Linked DNA regions of Mus musculus: region 2 is linked to region 1. Evidence: chromatin loops called from intact Hi-C (ENCODE). Cell type or tissue: left cerebral cortex. All regions are shown on one strand. Links, peaks and the distances in the headings refer to the core of each region. The heading gives the core; the rest is flanking DNA.

Region 1 (10,319 bases), core at 1,319-9,318:
CCTCTGTAAAGCTTTGTTGCCAAATGCAATCACATTCTGTGATATTTTGGGCTAGGATTCAAAATAGGAAAGAGGGGCACAGCTCAGACACCTTAAGCACACCTGCCCCCCTGTCTTCTCCACACACTGCCCTTTCCTATGGCAGTCACCCACCGAGAAAACGGCCTCTACCATGACAGGCACTGCTGTGTCTTCTTTACTGTGGTTACCTCGGAATGATCTCAGTAAGTTTCTTGATTGTATCCATGTAGGAAGGAGAAGGAAACCAATACACTAAGAGATCCAAAGGGTGTAACTCTATTGTACACAGGTACAGTAGAGAGCATGACGTTTGATGTTTTCCTGTTTCTTTGGTTTAAGACACATCTCTCTCTATTTTGTTTTTATTTGTGGTATATCTGTGTGTGTGCGTGTGTGTGTGTGTGTGTGTGTGTGTGTGTGTGTGTGCATGTCGAGGTTGACATCGGGTTACTGTCTATCTCCATCTTACTTTTTGAGGCAGGGTCTCTCACCTAATTTAGAGCTTTTAGAGCTGACAAGTTAGGCTCTGGCCAAAGAGGCCCCCACCCCAAGGATCCTGCCTCCCAGTGCCTGGATTATAAGGCACATATTATAGCCATGCCTGACTTTTTTACATGGGTACTGAGGGTCAGAACTCAGTCCCTCACACATGCAAAGCAAGTATTTTACTAACTACTCCATCTTCTAGCCTGATTTAGTATAGTCTTACAGATCCTTGCCATGAAGGCTTATGAAAAGCATCTATGAACATTTCAATAAACATATGACATATGTTCATAGGAATGGGAGTACTGCCCACAGCACACAGTCCTGTATTCACCACCACCGCGACTGTAAATGGAAAGGAACGGTTGCATAGCAGCGGTATAGCGAGGCTTCCTGTTCATGTTTAACACCAGCATTTACAGCCAGCATCAATAATTGACGGCAAGTCAGGGCCTTACAACGGTTTATCTGTGAGCAGCGCAATCTTTCACACTGAAAACGAGTCTCCCGCTGAATAGCAGGGAGGCTTACTGAATGTTGGGAGAAGGAACCTCGGCTAACGCTGCTTCGTGACACAGTCGTCCCAGGGAGCCCAGAGAGAACAGCAAGCACCTCTTTCCTCCGGTATTTACACGGTCCCACAGAGCAGCAAACGGAAGCACGAGCAGCTCAGACTGTGTACACAAAAGCACTTGCGGCCTGCACTTAAGGGTTCAACGTTGCTTTTTACATTTTCATGGGAATTCCATACATGTCTACAACAAAATATGATCATTGCTACTCCTTCCTCAGCACATGCCCCTCCCAGCCTTGTGTCTTTCCTTTCTTTCTTGTTTTTAATAACCTACAAATTCTCTTTAGTGCTGCCCAAACGTGCATGGATTTGGGGCCACCCACTGGAGCATGGGAATTGTACCAGTGCCTTGCTTACACCCTCGGAAACGGGTGATTCTCCCTCCTCCCGAAACTGTCAACTGTAAGGGGCGGGTCCTGCACATCATCTGCCCATCTCAGCCAGAGGTCTGGCTTGGACTGGCTTGAGCTTCCGTGGGTGTTATGCCACTGAGCACAGCTGTCGTGAGTGCACAAGGCCAACAGTCACGTCTTGTCTGGAAGCCAGCGTCGAAGCTCTCCTCCCTCCCTCCAGCCCCTATAGCCCCCCCCCCCATCTCCCATCTCATGACAGTTCCTGAGCAGTGGCAACAGCAGGGAGAGTTGATATAGATGTTTATGGCTCAGCATTCAACCTCTCATTCTCACCACTTTGACCCATTATGCAACTCTCTGTTGGCTACTGCTCCCTACAAAACCAAACTTCTCTGACCAAGATTGGGACCGGTCCAGGTTTGTGGGTATAAACATAAAGATATAGAAGGTGATTTGACAGCATGAACATTCAGCGACATAACAATAGCAAGTTCTACCCTAGGGCCTGTGACCTCCTCAGCCGTGGGCTTTTGACCAGGAAGGACTACAGGAACAGGCAAGAAATTCATTCCTGTGGAGCAGCCTCAATTCAACCAGAAAGCAATTCGATAACCCATAACACTCGTGGTACTGTTGCACCCGTGAGTGCATCCTGCCTGGTAGGTCAGGAATACAGCATTCAAGGAAGGCACTGGGTCAAACCACTAAGCCCTTTTCTCCCTTAGGGAGGCACAGATAAGGGCTAGTGAATGTCACAGAATCAGAATGGTGACCCATGAACATGGCAAGGACAAGGACAACAGGAGCACTTCAGGAATGGCACCACACATCAAAAGAATAGACATGTGCCAGTCAAAGTGCTGGATATTAGGACCAAGTGTCTCTGCTCGTGCAGGTCCCTGCACCAAATGCTCTGCATGTCATAAGTCAATCTTTATAACAGCTCTGCCATTTGCCTCTGACAATCTGTGGCTTGTGGATGAGGATGGTAAAGCCCTGCAAGATGCTCTAAATGGCAGTTAGAGCCCAAGAGTCACATCTTCCCTAACACTCAAGCCTGCTCTCTTCTGCGATTCACCATAACGGCCCCATGCTGTAGACACAAGCAGGGGTTATTGATCATGGTGAGAAGGTAAAATAGACTTTGAGGAAACTAAACACAATGTATTTCTGAGTGTGGTCTCAATTCTTTCACATTATTTCTTTTTAATTGTCTTCACAAAGATCCAAGACAACCTATCATGCAGACCCTGCTAGCAGAAACCCACTAAGTATGGAACATAACTGGTTTACTGCTAAAGTTTCTGACGCTCACAGGGTGTCACAAGAATGTTCTCCTTGGGGAGGACGAGGCCATGTCAAACCCTCTCTCTAAGATCGCAGTGACAAGCCAGAGTCCAATTACACCAAGGTTTCCCTAGTCCCTCGAGCCTAGGCCAGTGGCTATCAACCTTCCTAATGCTGAGGCTCTTTAATACAGTTCCTCATGTGCTAGTGACCCCCTAATATAAAATTATTTTGTTGCTACTTCAAAACTGGTTTTGTTTTGCAACTGTTTCAAATAGTAATGTGAATATCTCGTATGTGACTCCTTTGAAAGAATTGTTTAACACCCACCCCGAACCCAACCCACACACATACACACTAGGGGTCAAGACACACAGGTTGAGAACCACGGCTCTAGGCCCTCTGTGGTTCCCTAGGACAGTACAATTAGGGAATAACTTACATTTAACTAGTTAGGAGGAATAACTGGATGCTCAGGTGAAGGTCCCCAACCCTCGTTCTATGAGGGATCCTCAACAATCAACAAAACTAATTGTGATGATCTTCTACAAGCAGACACAAACTGTCCTTATCAAGGTGCCAGGTGTTCTGCTTGTAGTACTATACAACACACGGGGTGGCTCTTTATGAAGAGCACAGCCCCTTTCATTAAGGGAGGTCAGATAAGATCTACTCCTTCCCACTTTCCAGCAGCTAAGAAGGAGTGGTCTGCTTACAGATGAGTTACTGTCCAATGGGAGACAAGACAGAGTAACTTTCAGAATAAGTAATGGGCAGACAGGAAGGGGCACATTTGGTTGCAGTACCATTTGGACGCTTAAGGTAGTTGCCATCGTTGGTACAAATTGGAAAGGTCAGTAGGGACAATTGGGATGACTCCAGAAGGAACCAAGAACTTGATGATAAATAGTGTGTCCAAGAGAAGGAGTCTCCATCGATAGCCATGGTGCAAGACAGTGTTCAGTGTCCTTTGACCCAGCCACTGAATATGAACACATAGGCAGTGGAGCCAAGGTGGCTGTGAGGGTCTAAAGCTCCCACCCAGGCTCCACCCTAACCATGGAGTCTTCGTCTTTCACATCTGTGACTTAGACTTGGTGTTTTCTTTGTTAGGGAGTAGTCAGAGCAGGTTATTACGTCAGAAAGGAAGAGATGACTCAAGACCCGTATGCCTGCAGCCCCAGGGGATAAAGAATTTCTGCATGCCTGACCCTGCCTCCGTCCCCAGCTCATCCCTGCTGTTGTAGGGCCTCTGACTCATCATAGGACCAAAGACCTAACCCTGACACCTCAGTCCTCACACTTCAGACCTGAGGAATTTTTAGCCCCAGACTTCACAGTACCCATTCCCAGCTCTGTCTCTCTGCACATTCCGAAGTCCCCACTCCCTCCAATCTGTACCAGTAGAGGGTCCATTCTATCCTCTGCAGTCTGCTCTGAGTGACTCTTTTTGTTAATGACACAAGCCTGTCATTCCTCTGTTTCTTAACTCCCAAAGCACTGTTCTAACTGGAGATCCTCTAAACATCAAGATCTAGAGTGGTTTGGGCTCCTGGTTTCAGAGGTGTCAGTACATCACCGGTAAAGAGCTTGGGTCTGGCAGAGTAGTTCACTACCTGGTGGTCAGGAAGCACAAAAAGAGGATGCCCTCCCTGTACTGGTCCTTTATGGTCACTCATTTAGAGAGGATCTTCCCCCTTATTTAATCCTCCTTGTAAATGCCTCCATAGACACACTGAGGTGTACTTGACTAATATCCCAGGGTCACCTAAATCCAATCAGCTTGACACCAAAATGAATCACTAACCTCTGTGTCCACTGATCCTAGGCTAGGGCCTGGCCTCCAGGAGACATCACCAACTGAAGTCTCCTTAGGACCCTCTAGGCTTCTTAAATCTATTGGGCACACACAGTGATGGCTGGACTTCCAGGTAGTGCTTCTGTTGTTCTCAAGCATGTTGAATCCGCTCTTTCTCAGACCCTGTGGCACCTGTCCCTGCTGGAGCCCTCTTCCAATCATCCCACAGCTCTGTGCTCCACTGGGACAGGTCCTTCTTCCCTTAACCTCCCTCTGCCAATGTCTTCTAATGGAGTTTCTTGCCTGATACATGTTATTCTCTGTATGTTGTTTATCTTGTTCACCTTGTGTCATCCTCCCAGGAGACTATGAGCCCAGGGAGATCGGGACTCTGTCTCAGTCACTGAACAGTATTCGTTTCTGACGTGTTGCTGAGCACTCAAAATACTATTTCCAAACGAGGAAAAGGAAAATAAGAATACGTTAATCAAACCTGTAGTTAGGGATGGTCAGGGTCTTAGCACCAAGTTCTTCCAACATATTCCAGAACTCCAAGCCCTGAATTACTATGATAGCATTGTGAATATCCAGTCACACAGTATCTCCCGTGAGGGAAATACAAACACAAGGAAGCCACAGCTCAGCAGATCATAGCAAAATAGCAATTGATTCCGACCCTCTCCTTTGAGTTAGAAAAACACCATTTCTTCTACATGCTCAATGTTCATTGCAGCTTAGATCTGTTGGGAGTCCAGAAACCTCTTTCACTACATATTCGATATTCAACAAATTAGCAGACTCCACAGCCTAGTGTACGTTGTTCAGTAACAACCCAAATACCATTAGTCAGACTTCCCTTCAGTCGCTGTAGCCAACAACCTGCAGTGACCACAGGATCCCAGTTCTGAGCCTTGGAACCTACTGCACAATCTCTCATTGTCCAAACAGTCTCTGACAGTCTTTTGGAGGTGACACTTAAGAGGACAATATTTGCTGTTCTAGGGTTAAGTTGTGTAAGCTGTCTGAAGTCTTCTGAGTCATGTATTCCCAAGAGAAAGGTGTCTCTTGAGATTAGCTTTCTTATTCCCACACTCCCTTATTTATAACATGTGTGAGGACCTAGCTTAAATTCTAACATCACACACACACACACACACACACACACACACACACACACCACAATCCTTTTCTTCTAAGTATATAACAGAGAGACGGGTTTAACTCTCATTTCTCCAACCTGGCATCTTTCCTTTTTTTTCTTTCTTTCCCAAACAAGAACAGGCCATCCTTGGCAGTCTCCTTACCCAGGGCCTGAGTGGATGCTGCAAGCAGACTGTAGTGCTTGGGAGAGTCACTAGGTGGCATCTAGCAAAGACACTGCAGGAAGCTTTCCCGAGTCCTCCACATTGGCTGCCATCATCTGGTGGGCGGGTTGGAGTTAATCTGCCATCTGTCTTTATTTTGCTAACTTGCTCAGTCGGACACCACACAATTGGGTTGTGCAAATGTGGCTCTCCAGTAGAGCAATTACAGAGGCTCTTTCCTAAACAGTATCGCCACCACCCAGCATTCTTCTTGCCTCTGGTGGCGCCTGAAGCATTCGGGCTCCCTTTGACTGGCTCCACTTATAGGCCTTGTTTGTTATCTTCGATGTATATGAAAAAATGGTCTGAATTCGAAGACACAACAAGGCATGGCTTTGCTTTCCAAGTTGAGCTCCTGCCAATTGACATGTTCCCATTCCATAGAAACCGCACGCTGCAGGGCTCTTCCAGAGCAGCCCACAGAGACTCCGCTGCCCGGGGTGTGAGGACATCCGATGTGTGTGTGTGTGTGTGTGTGTGTGTGTGCGCGCGCGCGCGCGCGCGCGCTGCTTAATGCCCAAGGGAGAGGTAGAAGGAACAAGTAGAGAGGCATGTGGCCAAAAAAGAAGCAAAAGGGCAAGGGAGGAGTGGGGTGTGAAGTGATATTTGCATGACCCGCCTACCTTGGCTGTGATTGGATAACCTCAGTGGCTAGGAATGATTTGCTATCTTCTATCGTCTGTTCCTTGACTCGTGCATGCATTCCCTTACTTGCTGTGTACAAAAGACCTACTACTCTCTTGTATGACGTGCTCTAGGTTCAGGGAAGGAGCTCACAGCAGTCTCTGCTCTTAGAGATGGTGATAGGGAAGATGGGGGCCGGGGCTGGGGGTTGACATATTTACCAAACAAACAGAACATGGTGTCTCTAGGAAAAGAGACACATAAGATGCCAGTTAAGCAAGGATGATACTTTCCCTTAGCTTGGGAGTCCACAAAGGCTATCAGAGGTTGATGACAATGAAGGGGATTTTACAGTAGGATTTTTGGTTTAACTGTAATGGGTTAAATATTCTGCCCTGTAGTTAGCAGATGCCAAAGTGGGGTGTGATGATTCACCAGTTTAAATAGCAAGAAGTGAAGAGTTAGGCCCAGACCCTGATTAAAACAAAGAAAAGCAAATCTCTCATCAATCCATAAACTAAAGCTTTTCCTCCCTCTTTGCTTTGTTGGCTCTTTCAACCTTTCTTCCTCTCCTCCTGCTCCTCCTGCAATCACAGGCTTTTGCTTTTATTACTCCTACCAAAATTATTTTGAAATCACCTAGCATCTGTAAGCACATTCCGTGCAAAGCCCCACAGTGTCTGCTGGTCAGCCGAAAGTGTACAGGGCATTCCTGTGCCAGGTTACATTGTTGGCTGGGTTGGGGTATTTTCTTCAGACTCCATTTGCCATCGCAACTTTTGAGTTTGGAGAATTCACAAGTTAGGAAGCACAGAAGAGGCACAAAAAGAAAACAGGAATTGTCTTCTATGTCTGTCTCCTCTTCCAGGCTGTTCATCTTTCAAGTGGGCAAACCTCTCTTCATGGCTTGCTTACAAAGCATAGAGAGCTGCTGTCTCGAAATCAAAGGCTGGCCTGGGCACCACATGTATACGACTGTATGTTAGTAACATTTCAGGCAAGGGGATAGATGAATCATGTAGGGCTTTTCTGTGTTCTTGATACACACCTATGCAATTGTAAATGGCCTGGTCTCACAGGTCTTTACTCTAAAACTTGCATAAAAAGGCATGGTGGCGCATGCCTTTAATCCGAGCACTTGGGAGGCAGAGGCAGGTGGGTTTCTGAGTTCGAGGCCAGCCTGGTCTACAGAGTGATTTCCAGGACAGTCAGGGGCTACACAGAGAAACCCTGTCTCAAAACACACACACACACACACACACACCAATATCCAGTATATATCCAAATACTATAAATATTTGAACTCAGAGTCGTTTTAAGGTCATCTTTGAAGTGAATTGTACCACCAGGAAATGTTAGGACCAATCCTAGCTATAGTTTTGCCTTCTTTATGCCTTGCCAAGTTCCTTCCTGAGGCTGACTCTGTGGGTGGGCAAGAGTGGGGTTCTCCTGAGTGAATCTGGGACCCACCAGTTAGGGCACAAAGCATTTAGAAGGCATGATGGTTTGAGCATGGAAGCATCTGCGCCCTCCCGCCTCTCTAGGATCCACTCTCCTCATGGGAGTGCTAACTTTCAGATGGCCCATGGAGATGTCATGAGAAAAAAAAAAAATAAATGGCCTGAGCTTTGGCAGACATGAGGGTCCCAGGCCTTGCCCAGCAGCCACCAGTGTCACCTTGGGCACCTCTGAGGCGGATGTTTGGTTGTCACCTTTCTCCCATTAGGTGAGCTTTGGTTACATTTGATTGAACTTACCAAACCATTCTTGTCTTTCCTTCCTCCATATGTGTGACCTGAACCCTCTTGTCTGCCCCTGTCACCCCATGGGACTCTCACCAGCCTCTGAGTGAACACTTGGCTCTCTTCCCTCACTCATCAACCATGTCTGAAACATCAGGTCCTCGGGGACCCTGACTTCTCTTTCCCCTTATGTTTTTCGAAATATGCCCTCATTTCCTGGTGTAGGCTATGAATGATCCACAGAAGACAGAGCTGGAGCCAGGGAGATGTGTGCCTGACTGTGTGTGTACTGGCCTCTTGAGTTATAGGTACGATTCTCAGTTCAACTCTATAAGAACCCTGCATGGAGGTGTGTCATTATGCTCCATCAAACCATTTCATCTGGATTTCTGCCTCTCGTAGAATCCAGTTCGATTACTGTTTCCTTTATGGCACCCCTTTGAACTTCCCAAGTGACCTTAAAGTCTGAATGCCATGTCTCTCGCACCATCCATCCTTCCACCCACCCACAACACATTACACAGCCTCTTTTCCTACCCCTAAGCCTTCCCTAAGTTGTCTTGGGGATACTGGAAGATGAGAATAGGTCCTCTTTGTTGGTTTCCTAATCTCCCGTGACTCGATGCATAAGCAGCTGCTGAACAAATCTCTACTCTACAATACCCAGTCTTTATCAGCTTACTGCAATTCTCAAGATAACTCTAAGAGATCGGCCAGTTAATAGCCAATGAAAAGAACAGGGTGTTAGGGAGTTAAATGTATTTCCACGAAGCACACAGAGAGTGTTGGAACGTGAACTCATGCAGGTTTAGGTTATGTGGTCACTGTCTGGTGTCCTACAGCTGATAGGGAATGGAATTTAGCACAGACACTTGCACAACCCAATGCTAGATAAAGACCTTCAGACTTATGAATGAAAGAATGGAAAAACAACAACAATGAAAACAAGCAAGTCTCTTCCCCCCAGTTTATGTTCATATCCTTTATTGTCATAGATGCTTCTTCAGCCCCTCTAGCCCTAATCTCATGCTGACTACCCACAACACTTCAGTAGTGCTTCGGTCCATGATCTTCTTCTTTTTCTCCCACTCCTTATCAAAGGTCTCTCAAAATTAAATCTCAAGCCAACCAGGCCTACTCTGGGCTTCTGGATCACACAGTTCGGTAACTGTTAAGTGCTCAAGCCCATCAGGAAGTCATTCACCCTTATGAGACACAGGTCCCTACAAGCATCTGTTGTGGATAGCCCTGGAGCTAATTATATTTGAGATTAACTCCGTTCTCCTGGGGGGGGGGGGGGGGCTGTGAACAAGGAATGAGTCAGCACTCTGGTGATTTCCTGTAAACCTGCTTCCCACTTTAATTTGTAAAATAAAGGAGAGCTGATGATTGGGCAGATAAAAGGGAAGGTGGAGCAGAAGGTGGGGAGAGAGAGAGAGAGAGAGAGAGAGAAGAGAGAGAGAGAGAGAGAGAGAGAGAGAGAGAGAGAGAGAGAGAGAGAGAGAGAGAGAGGAGACACAGAAGAGGAAGAAGAAAAGCAGAGCAGAAGCACATGGCCTGGAGAAACCCCAAGTTCTAAGGGGTCTCATAGATGTGGAAGATGGCAGTGTAGCAGTAGATCTGCCCAATCGAGGCCACAGCATGTAATCATATTAACTGAGTTGTGTTTTCATTGCCAGGGTATATTTGGGTTGGAGACTTACCACAACAAGCACCCATCATCCAAAGTCAAGCTATTTTATTTGCTGTCTCTGCCTCACAAGTGGCCTGTATTGCCTCCAGATTTTAAGCGAGCTGCTGTATGTTTTGAAGACCTTCTATTTATCAGGAGCTGAGCTGGGTTCTGGGAATATAGAGCTTAAAGCACTCATTTATGAAGCACATGAATTAAAGGGAGGACTGAAGTAGCGGTTCCAAGGCATCGTGGCAGGTGGCTTAGAGGAAAGCCTGGGTTGCTATGGAGACATGGTTTAGGATGTCCACCTCTGCATCCTCGATAGCCTCACCCCTAGGCTTTCTCCTTCTCTAGCCTGATTTATCTATCGCAGGATATACCTGCCCCTTCATCTG
Region 2 (10,319 bases), core at 1,259-9,258, 180 kb after region 1:
TGAGTTTTCATGGTTAAAATGGTGTCTGGCACATAACAAACACTCAGCAAACATAAGAGTAAGTGCAGTCCAAGTTTTCTAGTTGCACGGTGCAGGTGTCCACAGAACCACCTTCTATAGAACCGAATGGACTCTGGGTAGCATTAGCTGTCAGCTTGAATCCTATCTACCACTGTCACATCAGCACAAACATGCCCCAGGGTGTAAAGAGAACAGAATAGGGAGACAATTTGGAACTTGCCTGATTTTGAAGAAGCTGAAAGTGACTGAAGTACCAACTCGATGCGGCCATTTCCTGTCAACTACACCCAACCACACTGAGGGACTGGCCACTCACAGCACGATCTCCATGGCCTCTCTCCTCCGTTCCCCTGAAGGACGAGCTGAAGAAAGGCCATTTGTTATCAATGCCTGATTTGTCTGCTACACTTATCAAGCATCCCAGATGTGTAGGTGGGGTTGTTCTCACCTGTATTAGAGTTCTTGTGTGCTTACCAACAAACCCTGGGCAATAGAAGCAAAGGAGGAACGGATGGATTTCAGGTAGCAGAGGAATAACTGTTGGGGACTCACCACCATGGCTGCAGGAAGCCTGTTGCCAGCACCAAGAGGAAGTTTTAAATGCCCCCCCCTCTCTTTTTTATCACTGGATCAAGAATTCAAGTTTGAAATGGGAGTATTTAATAACTGGTCCTAGCTGTCAGGGATTGAGAGACCAAATGTATTTCCTTATGCTCTGTAGTGGGAGGGAACATCCCAAGAATCACATAGTAGGGGAGGTTCACACATACTCTGCTGCAGAAAAATGTCAGGCATCCTCTACATCACAGCTCAACAGGACAGCATCTGGGTCCTTGGATGAAGCATCGTTTCTTTTTAAGATGGGTAAAACCCAGTCTCTCATAAATCCAGTGGGGGCAGATTTCAGTTTCATGTGCATTGGCTTGTTAGGAATTCTTCTGTAAAGGCTAAAATTCAAAGTTAAATACCCATAAGGCTTTAGAGGTTGTAGTTGAACACAGCATGGTGCTGACACTTGACAAAAATTCCTGCTGGCAGCACGGACAAATCCAAGGAACTCAACTCTTATCAACGTCTCCCCAAAGTGCAGAACAGCTCCACACTTGGCTCCTTCTGAGCCCAGTTGTTACTGTGGAGTCGATGCTGGGATCCAGCTCCTGACAGAGCACCTAGGTTATGGGAGCCGCTGCAGCTTCTGGCTTAAGGGAGGCTGGAGGCGGAGCACAGAAAGAAGAGCATCCATGAAAAGAGGGGACAACTTTCCACGGCCAGTCATGAGGCTCCTTGGGCAATAAGCAGAAATGAGATCAGTTATGGCGCTGGCCTGACTCAACAGGACAAAGGCGGGGTGGGGGAGGGGTAAAGCAAGGGAAGGGACAGTCACAATAGGACGTTTTCTCATTCCAGAACCAGGAACTCCACTGACAGAAATTATACAAATTTCACTAGCAAGAACCTAATTCCACTGTAGTGATAGAGCAAAGCCCTGCAATTTCATACTCAGCAGGACTTTCTGACAAATGAGAAAGGGGGACTGCTTCAACACTGGCAAGCAAAGTTTGGAGTGGACACCAGCCAAGTGACCCCTAATTCAACTCAGCTCGGATATGGATGCCATAAACCAGGAGGTATCGTTCAACCCCACAGGTTAAGGCCTCAGTCTCTAAGCCTGCCCTGCTTCAGATGCCAGATCCCAGTCAGTATAATCTGTGCATCTAAAGCAACAGGGGACAGACTGGGGCTCCCATGGTTCAATGCGATCTGATTAATATGATGGTTCGTTTGATTATGAACCTGACATGGCCTAGAATTATCTCGAAGACAAACCACTGGAAGTCTGTGAGAGACTTTCTAGATTTGGTTAACTGAAGTGGTAAATATCCAACCTAACTGTGGGCACCACCATTCCATGGGCTATGATTCCAGACACAAATAGAGGAGAAACCCCACAGACAGTTGCATTGTTCATTGTTTCTTTCCCAGATGTTGTGACCACCTTCCTCAAACTCCTGCTGCCAGGACAGCCCGCCATGATGAATTATCCTTCAACTGTGAGCCCAGACAAACCCTTCTTTCTAATGTCTTCGGGTATTTGGTTGTAGCAATAAGAGTAACTACAACAAGCAGTTTGCTAGAATGTTTCAGCGAGCTCAGGAAAACACTGAGCATATGTTATAAAGGTTTCACAAAGCAGCAGACTGAAGAGGAACAAAGGTCAGGGTTAAGGGGATCAGGCCAGAGTTTCCACACCTTCTGGGAGCCTACCCACGCTTGGCCACCCAGTGGCTCACTCAATGAAATCTTTTAGGGATTCTATAAAGTCTTTATTATTCTGATGTGGTTGATTGCTTCATTGGCCTGGTAATCAACTCAACTCTTGGCCCTCCTTCCTTCCCTAGAGGTTGAGAACAGGACCAAAAGTCTTGTTTTTCTTGTAGAGTAGGGTCTTCATATACAGCCTAGGCTGGACTTCAACTAGAGATTCCCCTGTGTTGGCCTCCAAAATATAGGAGTCGATAGTCATCACCATCCTCTGCTTCTGTTTGGACTTCTGAAGGGACTCTACAAATAGGCAGGTTGATGACAGATATGTGGGTAGGTACACAGACAGACAGACAGGCAGGCAGGCAGTAGAAAATGTGGGAGTGGAGGACTTTTCACTGGACTTTTTACTGTGGACAGGTCCTCAATTTAATAAAAACTAATTCAAAATGTCATAAAGTAGAAATTAAAGGAGTAAGATTGTTCCCTAACACACAGAAAACAACGAACAAGAAATAATAATCTTTCCTCAATACGGTTGGCTGCCTCTGTGGAGCGAGGAACACCCTGCTTCCAGTCCAGAAGTGGAAACTACCTATCAGCCTCACTTCTCTGAATGTCCCCTAGAGCCTGGGCTCTGGTCAGCTTCGGTGAGAATTTACCCTGCTTCTGCCCAGTTACTGAAATAAGTGAGGGACAGGCAGAAGCACCTGTGGGTCTTATACAATAGCCCCCCCTGCTCAGGAAACACTTCCCCTACTTAAACGCCAGTGGTGGTCTGTCGTTGGTCCTCTGAGGCGGCGACACGAACGACACAGACACCAAGTTGGGTTCAAGCAGCAACTTTACTCAGGCTTTTTCTTTTACAGCTCTCTTCCCCAGCAGCTTCTTCTTAGGGCAAGGGCTAAAACAACTCCTATTACAACAGCTTCTCTTCTAGTACTTCTACTCACGGCAAGGGCTAAAACTCCTCTCTTCACTATTTGCACAGACTCACCTCCTTCTAGCTCCACCCCACCTCATCCAATCAGAATTCACACACGCTCCAGGCACGAGCTCAGGTCGTTCACAGATAGGCTGACAGGTCCTGACCACAAGGAACAGTCCAGCCTGGCAGGCAGCCCACGCATGCAGCCTCACTGTGCATGCTCTGGCAAGGCAGTAAACAAGTGGGTTTCACGGGTCCTGCAGCCGCACCGCTCCCCACAGTGGTCCTTAAAATCAGGGACCAGAATAGGTCAGACTTAAGTGGTCCTGTGATGTTGGTGGCTGCTCATACTGTTAATGAAGCCAGTAGCTGCTCATTCAAGTGAAGAGATTTCTAACCAGTTGATAGAAGGGTATATTGGCTGGTTTTGTCTAACTTGACCCAAGCTGGAGTCTTCAGAGTGGAAGGAGCCTCCGTTGAGAAATGAGACTATGAGCTCCAGCTGTAAGGCATATTCTTAATTACAGATTGAAGGGGAGGCCCCAGCCCATTGTGGGTGGTGCCATCCCTGAGCAGGTGGGCCCAGATTCTATTAGAAAGCAGGTTGAGCAAGCCAGAAAAAGTAAGCCAGTCAGCAGCACCCTCCACAGCCTCTGCATCAGCTCCTGCTTCCAGGTTTCTGCCCTGCTTGAGTTTCATCCCAACAGAAACTCTAAGATAAACCGTATCCTAAAGAGCTCTTCCTAGCTTTCTACCCACATAAGAAATTCTACCCATACCAGAGCCTATTGAAGCATCCTCCAGGCACAGATAGATAGGATCAGAGATGCATCCGACATATCTGGTCTACACAGCTCTCACTCCTTACCCTTGAGTGCTATTTTGTATTGTCCTAACCCTGGACCACCTCTTCCCACTTCTCCAGATGTCCCTCCTGAGCTCCAAGGAGCCATATTTGTTGAGGAAAGATAAGCGGTTCAGCCCCCACTCCTCCCCTAGCTAAATCTCGGGGTCAGCATCTGGATATTCAAATATTGATTTTTGTCCTTTCACTGCAGAGAAACTCCCAATGCTGTCTGGGAGCTCACACTTAGTACCCCATAGAACAGGGATGCCTGAAGGTCCAAGATGCCCCAAGACAGTAGTGGTGGTGGGGCAGTGGGGGATAAGAGTCCAAGCCTGGTCAACACTTTGGTTATGGGCAGTGGCCATCCATTCTTCCTGTACTGTAGGCTCATGAACCCTTTGCCCTCTATGCACTCAGTGGTTTCTGGGGCAATCTGCTAGTGTGATGACCACCACTGCCAAGGTGAGGTCTGGTCCAACTCCACCCTCATCCACATTTTTCAGGGACCAGAAAGAGGCTTCTTGGCTCTTCGTCCCATGTCACAAAGGGTCTCTTTTTGCACAACCCAACTTGCCAAGTGGGGTTTCCTCAGACACCTAAAGGGCAGGTTCTTTTGGGGTGTTTCCCAACAGTACTACCCAAACCTGGCCAGGCTCAGCTCTGAGACTCAGCGCTCGATGCCTAGGGTCTAGCCTTCAGCTTGAAGCACCAGCGCCCCAATCCCTGCCTGTCCCGAGGTGGTCAGGAAACAGTCAGAGGTCACCAGGCTGGGTGCGGCTGCGTCCCCACCCCCCACGCACGCACAAACGCCGGGTCGCCCGAACCCTATGCCCCGCAGCGTTCGATCTCAGGACCCGGACACCCCGGGCCACGGTGCCCTTGGGCTTGGCGCGCGGCGCTGTGTCAGCGCCCGCCTCTCGCTTCCCGCCTCCTGCCTCGGTGGCCGCGCAGGGTAGGTAGCTGGGGGGACCGGAAGGATGGCGAGGAAGTCGGAGAGGGTTTCCTGAGATGAGAGATTACTTCCGTCCGCGCGCTGGCCTCTCTCTGGAGCCGGCTGGCTGGGGCTCCGGGAGCGGGGTGCGCGGGGCTCGGCCGTGCCTTGCCACCTGCAGCGCCCGGGCAAGCCGCGGGGCGCTGCGGCTACGGCTCACCCCGGCCATCGTTGCAGGTGGGAGTCGAGAGCATCCCCAAGCGCCCAAGCCATGGTGGCCAAACAGCGGATCCGGATGGCTAACGAGAAGCACAGCAAAAACATCACCCAGAGGGGAAACGTAGCCAAAACCCTGGTAAGGCGGGGGCGGCGCCGGCCGGGCCGAGCTGGCAGGACCCGCGGGGCGGAGCGGGGCGGGGCGGGCGGGCCGTGGGCTCGGAGCCAGGCCTCCCGGCCCCTCCTCCGGGGTCCCGCAGGCTGGGGGACCCAGCGGGGCTCTGGGGGGCGCAGACTGCTCTGCTTTCTCGTGGGCGGAGAGGGCTCTGGTTGGTGGAGACTCCCCAAGAGAAGGAGCCATCGTCCTTGAAAAAGGCTAAAAGCTGCATCTTAGGGGCCAGTGAAGCCAACTGGGCTGGGAGCCTACTAAGTGAATGAATGAACGAAAGGATGAACGAATGATAGAATGCCACTTATCCACAGCTTCCAGGCTCCGCCCCTGGACTCTCTCCCCACCCCCATGCTAAGATTTTTCTTTCCACCCTTTTTGTGATCGTCTGTCTCTTCTCCCTGTGTGTGTGTGTGTGTGTGTGTGTGTGTGTGTGTGTGTGTACATATATATTATATATATGGTATAAAAGTAGGGCGTGAGATTCCGAGCTACATTTCTCTTCACCCTCCTCTTTCTCTTGCAAACTGAAGCCGCCTCAGCCAAAGCTGAGTGCATCGTTACTGCCTATAATTCACCGTATGGATTCTGGCGCATTATGATGCTGTAACTGTAGCGACCAGCTTAGTGCCCGAGGTTCTTTGCTCCCAGACTGTGTATTAAAGCTTTACCCCTGGAATCTTAAGTAAACTGTGTACCTTAAGTGCAGAGATTTCCTTTAGGAAACCAAGTTATCTGCTCCAGAAAATGTCAGGCCTGTGACTTTGAACCATCCAAGGCTTGTGTGGGTTTGCATCGTTGCGAAGAACTGGTTTGCAAAGGCGCCTGGAATCTATTAGCCCATACGATTATGGGGAAGTCCAGCCGAAGCTTGGGTTTGTCTGGAAACGCAGACTTGATGAGGCAATGCCTTTTAGCAAAGAAATTATGTTGGTTTGATTAACTGAGGGGAAAAGCTGGCTGTGTAGTCATCACACCGGAATTCTTGTTAAACCAAGCAGAATTGTGGCAGAGAAGCCATGGCGTCAAACTACTCAGAGCTTTGTACACAGCCCCAGGCTGAGGTAACCCTTAAAATTCCTTCTTTTGGGGAACTAGAGCATTTAGCTATGATTGGAGGGGACAAAATGCCAAGGCGCCATAGAATGGGAACCATATTTTTCGCAGGAATCTGTTTCCCCTATGAGGTTTTATTACTGGGTCAGGGCAGGGAGCCACTGCCCAAGTTGGCATTAAAGGCAATTATTTTATGCTCAAAGTAGATCATTTCTTCCTTCTCAAGGTGGCAGACCTATTTGCTGACATAGTGGAATAAGCAGCTGTGGCTCTTTCTAATGAACGAAGGAATCTGAGTTCAGATGTAAAATGAAGCCGGGCAGTGGTATTGCACGCCTTTAATCCCAGCACTTTGGAGGCAGAGGCAGGCAGATTTCTGAGTTCGAGGCCAGCCTGGACTACAAAGTGAGTTCCAGTACAGCCAGGGCTACACAGAGAAATCCCATCTCGAAAAAACAAAAAACAAAAGAGATGTAAAATGATCTCAGTTGACAGCTTATGTGAGGGCGAGGGCAAGGACACCAAGAACTAATTTGCAGGGCTATTTTCTCCATCAGCCTCTGTGAACTTGAGAGAATGTTGAGGGCCTAAAACAAAGCAAAAAAAAAAAAAAAATTGTTGGCTTCAAAATAAGAAAAGAAGATGGTAAACCGCCGTGGAGTGGATATAACTCACCATCTGCAATCCAACTCAACATTTCCAGCTACATTTAAATTATATTTAATGTATGGCATAAGTGCACTTGACAGGTTCTGCTATACCATGGATGGCCCTCCTCAGCAGTGCCTGGCGCCTCTGAGGACCTGTAATTGACCAGACTTAATTCTGTAATGAAAGGCTTCAAAACCATGCCCCAATAGATGTTTGTTTTCAGTTGTTTTGAAGGGTCTTTCGGTTAGCCGTATTGTAAGTGTATCGGCATCCAAAAAGAAAATAAAATTTCTCTCTGTAAATCCTGAATCTTGTTGTTTTAATTACAAGTCCAACATGGTTATACTCTGGTAGAAGTTGCTAGGTTATTTCTCTGTCAGTGAAGGGAGCCAATTCAAGTCAGATTAGATTTGATTAAAGGCAGGCTTACTCAGAAGGTGTTCTTGGGCGAGTTCACTGGCCCCACAGAAGGAGGCTACGGAAGTCACCATGGGGTGGTGGGGAGAGGAAGGGTGCACACAGAAGAAAGAGAGGGAAACAGAGAGAGGGGAAACCAAAATGTGTGGATAATATATAGGGAAGAGCCTCTGGGAGAAGGACAGCCCTGGCCCAACCTCTGGGCTGGCAGGGTTGGGGGCAGGTTATGCCAGGTAGGGATTGAAGGATGCTGGGAGACCTGGAGGCCAGGTCTGCTTTGATATGTAAAACATGCTCCTCAGTCCCTTGTCCCCTTCTGAGGCCAAACAGGAGTAACTAATTCTGGATAGACTTAAGTAAATGGGAACAGTTTTGCAAGTTCCAGTTGAAAAACCAAGCTCACTGTCAGCCTCTGTCACTGTATGTGGGCAGATTAGCTAATGGCTTTGGGTAAATGAATGTTTTTCTCCCAGATAGCAGATTGAGACAAGAAACAGAAATGGCAGGGCTGTTTGGGGATTGGACAGTAGAAAATCCTCCACAGTGAAATGGACTTCAGATTGTAGGGTTCTGAGCTGCCCAGCAAGGGTTTTATCAAAGAAAAAGACAGCCCTTCATGTGTTGGGCCCTCATGTCTGAGGTGAGCCTTGCTCTTTACAGAATCGCTGTAGAAAATCTTTTCCTCTGTCTTTTGCAGCAGTATAATGGTGCTTGTGTGACTTGTCCCAGTGGGGTTGTACTGGTACCCTTTCCAGGAAAAATTATGACTCTCTGAAGGGGATGTACTGGTGTTATGATCAGCCGGGTGTTCCAGAGCTCTGAAAGCCCACAACTAATTTCCATTCACTGGGGCATGTCATCCAAAAGGGTTTTGTATTACATACACCGGGCTACAAGACGTCTAATTTGTGTTAAACTGTAGGTATAAAATACAGGACTCCATTTGGCATCCTTAGTAGCCCAGTGATTCATATAGAGATTCGTGGATTCCCTTATTGGCTTTGCTGGGAACAGAGCTGAGGTAAATCTTTTCATAATGTGCTGTGAGTTCCAACAGTGGCAATGGAATTGGTGTCTGGGAAAAACTAGGACAGTAAAGTTCTAGAAGAGAGCAGGCAAGGGCCAATGTCAGACTCTGCTCAAGTGACTTTAAAATCTCTGTTGTTTGCTTGATATGAGTTTAGCCTAATCTTACGTGACACACTAAAGCTATACTGTGAAATTCTTAAAGAAGTGCTGGGTTCTTTTCTGGTCCAAAGCAACGACCTATTATATTATGACTCCCCAGGAAGTATGCTGGTCAAGGCCAAAGAATGAGTGGCTTTAATCTTTAGTCAAAATAGACCTGTGGTTGACACATTGATCTCTACTTCAGTATCTAGTAAGTAAAATACAGAGAAGACCCACTCATTACCGTCAATTACGAAGTCTTACTAAAAGGACAGCTGAGTGTGTCATTCAATTGGTAGACTTGCTTGTACAGCATATAGGTAGCCCTGAACCTCATCCCTAGCACCATGTAAAACTGGGAATGCTGTCGCATGCCAGTAATTCTGTTCGAGGACAACCTGGACTAGAAGAAAGCCTGTGTCAATAAATAAATAAATAAATAAATAAATAAATAAATAAATAAATAAATGGGCAGTAATCTTTGTAGACTCACATTTTACCTGACCTGGACTAGAAGAAAGCCTGTGTCAATCAATCAATCAATCAATCAATCAATCAATCAATGGGCAGTAATCTTTGTAGACTCACATTTTACCTGACCTGTGAAATCACATTTCATGAACCATGCATGCTCATTCTTAAATGAATATTTATTATCTTCTTTAAGTCTGTGACAGACTTTGCTCTGCATTGATACCTCAAAGAAACTCCTTGCCAGTCCTTGTGGGGCCTCCAGTATAGTGGAAAGATAGATATTAAACATGTTCGCTAGGGAGTCAAGAAATCTTAAGTTATAAACAAATCTCAAGAAAATGTACTTGATCATACAAATGACATGCCTGAGGCAAAAGCCTAAGAAGGTAATAGGTGATTCGAGACCTAAAAAATTGTAGCTTGATCTATCAAAAGAAGGAGGAAGAGGAAAAGGGATTCCTATGTTTTTTCAGTACTGGGGACTAAGACCAGGGCCTTGTGTGTGCTAGGCAAGTGCACTACCACTGAGCTATGTAATGAAATATGGCTGTCCTATGTGACCCATGCTGGCCTTGAATTTACTGTGTAATCTCAAATTCACCTCATTGCTGAGATTCTAGGTATGTGCCAACAGCAAATGAAGAATATTATTAAATATAAGATGGCAGTTATCAATAAATACAGCATGTCTTTGTAGCTTTAATACAAAGAACTTTTCTGGGAAGCAAATCGAAGAAGGCTTTTTCAGTTCTGTTCGAAACTTTACTAAAACTTGGCGCAACACGTCGGAAGGTTATATCGTGCACAGCAGCACCATCCATCTTCTTCTGGAACACTAGTAAGATGCACCTCCTAAATGTGTAGCTGCCAGAGCTGCATAGACACGGACGTATTTCCGCACGCACTTTATAATGTTGGGTATATATTCAAACGTTCACAGCCTTTCATTGAAACCCACAGCTTGAGTTTGTGATTTGCTCCGAAAGCAAACATTTACAGATTGTCTTTTTTTCCCCGTGTGTTTCTCTCTGCGTGCTCCTTAGCTTAGACTGACTGCAGCCTATCTTTTGCTGAAGTTATGAGGAAGCAACCCCAGTTTTGTGCCCTGCCCCATTCTTTTCTTTATTCTTTTGTTGGATAAGTCCCTGCTTTTTCTGGCATCTTCCCTAAAACTTGG

The links. A loop is a pair of places that touch in the nucleus more often than their neighbours do. Peaks named below come from ENCODE experiments on the same cell type or tissue, not always from the same donor. Only the 100,000 strongest peaks of a DNase experiment are listed, where the experiment ranks them.
Region 2: it touches region 1 in a loop (4-fold over the local background); 3 of 42 quality-filtered maps call a loop at or near these places.

The regions. Positions count from the first base shown.
Region 1 is chr14:76,736,083-76,746,401 of GRCm38, reverse strand. LOC115485926 (a long non-coding RNA gene) reads right to left here and starts at 6,559. Exons shown (of 3, transcript XR_383616.1): 1 at 5,824-6,559. In left cerebral cortex, for the core only: a CTCF peak has its summit at 5,879; DNase peaks (open chromatin) are centred at 1,376, 5,968 and 6,525; H3K27ac peaks cover 481 bases.
Region 2 is chr14:76,551,456-76,561,774 of GRCm38, reverse strand. It overlaps Serp2 (stress-associated endoplasmic reticulum protein family member 2), which reads left to right and starts at 5,088. Exons shown (of 3, transcript NM_001160326.1): 1 at 5,088-5,344. The coding sequence starts at 5,261. In left cerebral cortex, for the core only: a CTCF peak has its summit at 5,182; DNase peaks (open chromatin) are centred at 5,108, 5,285, 5,761 and 6,341; H3K4me3 peaks cover 2,343 bases; H3K27ac peaks cover 2,497 bases.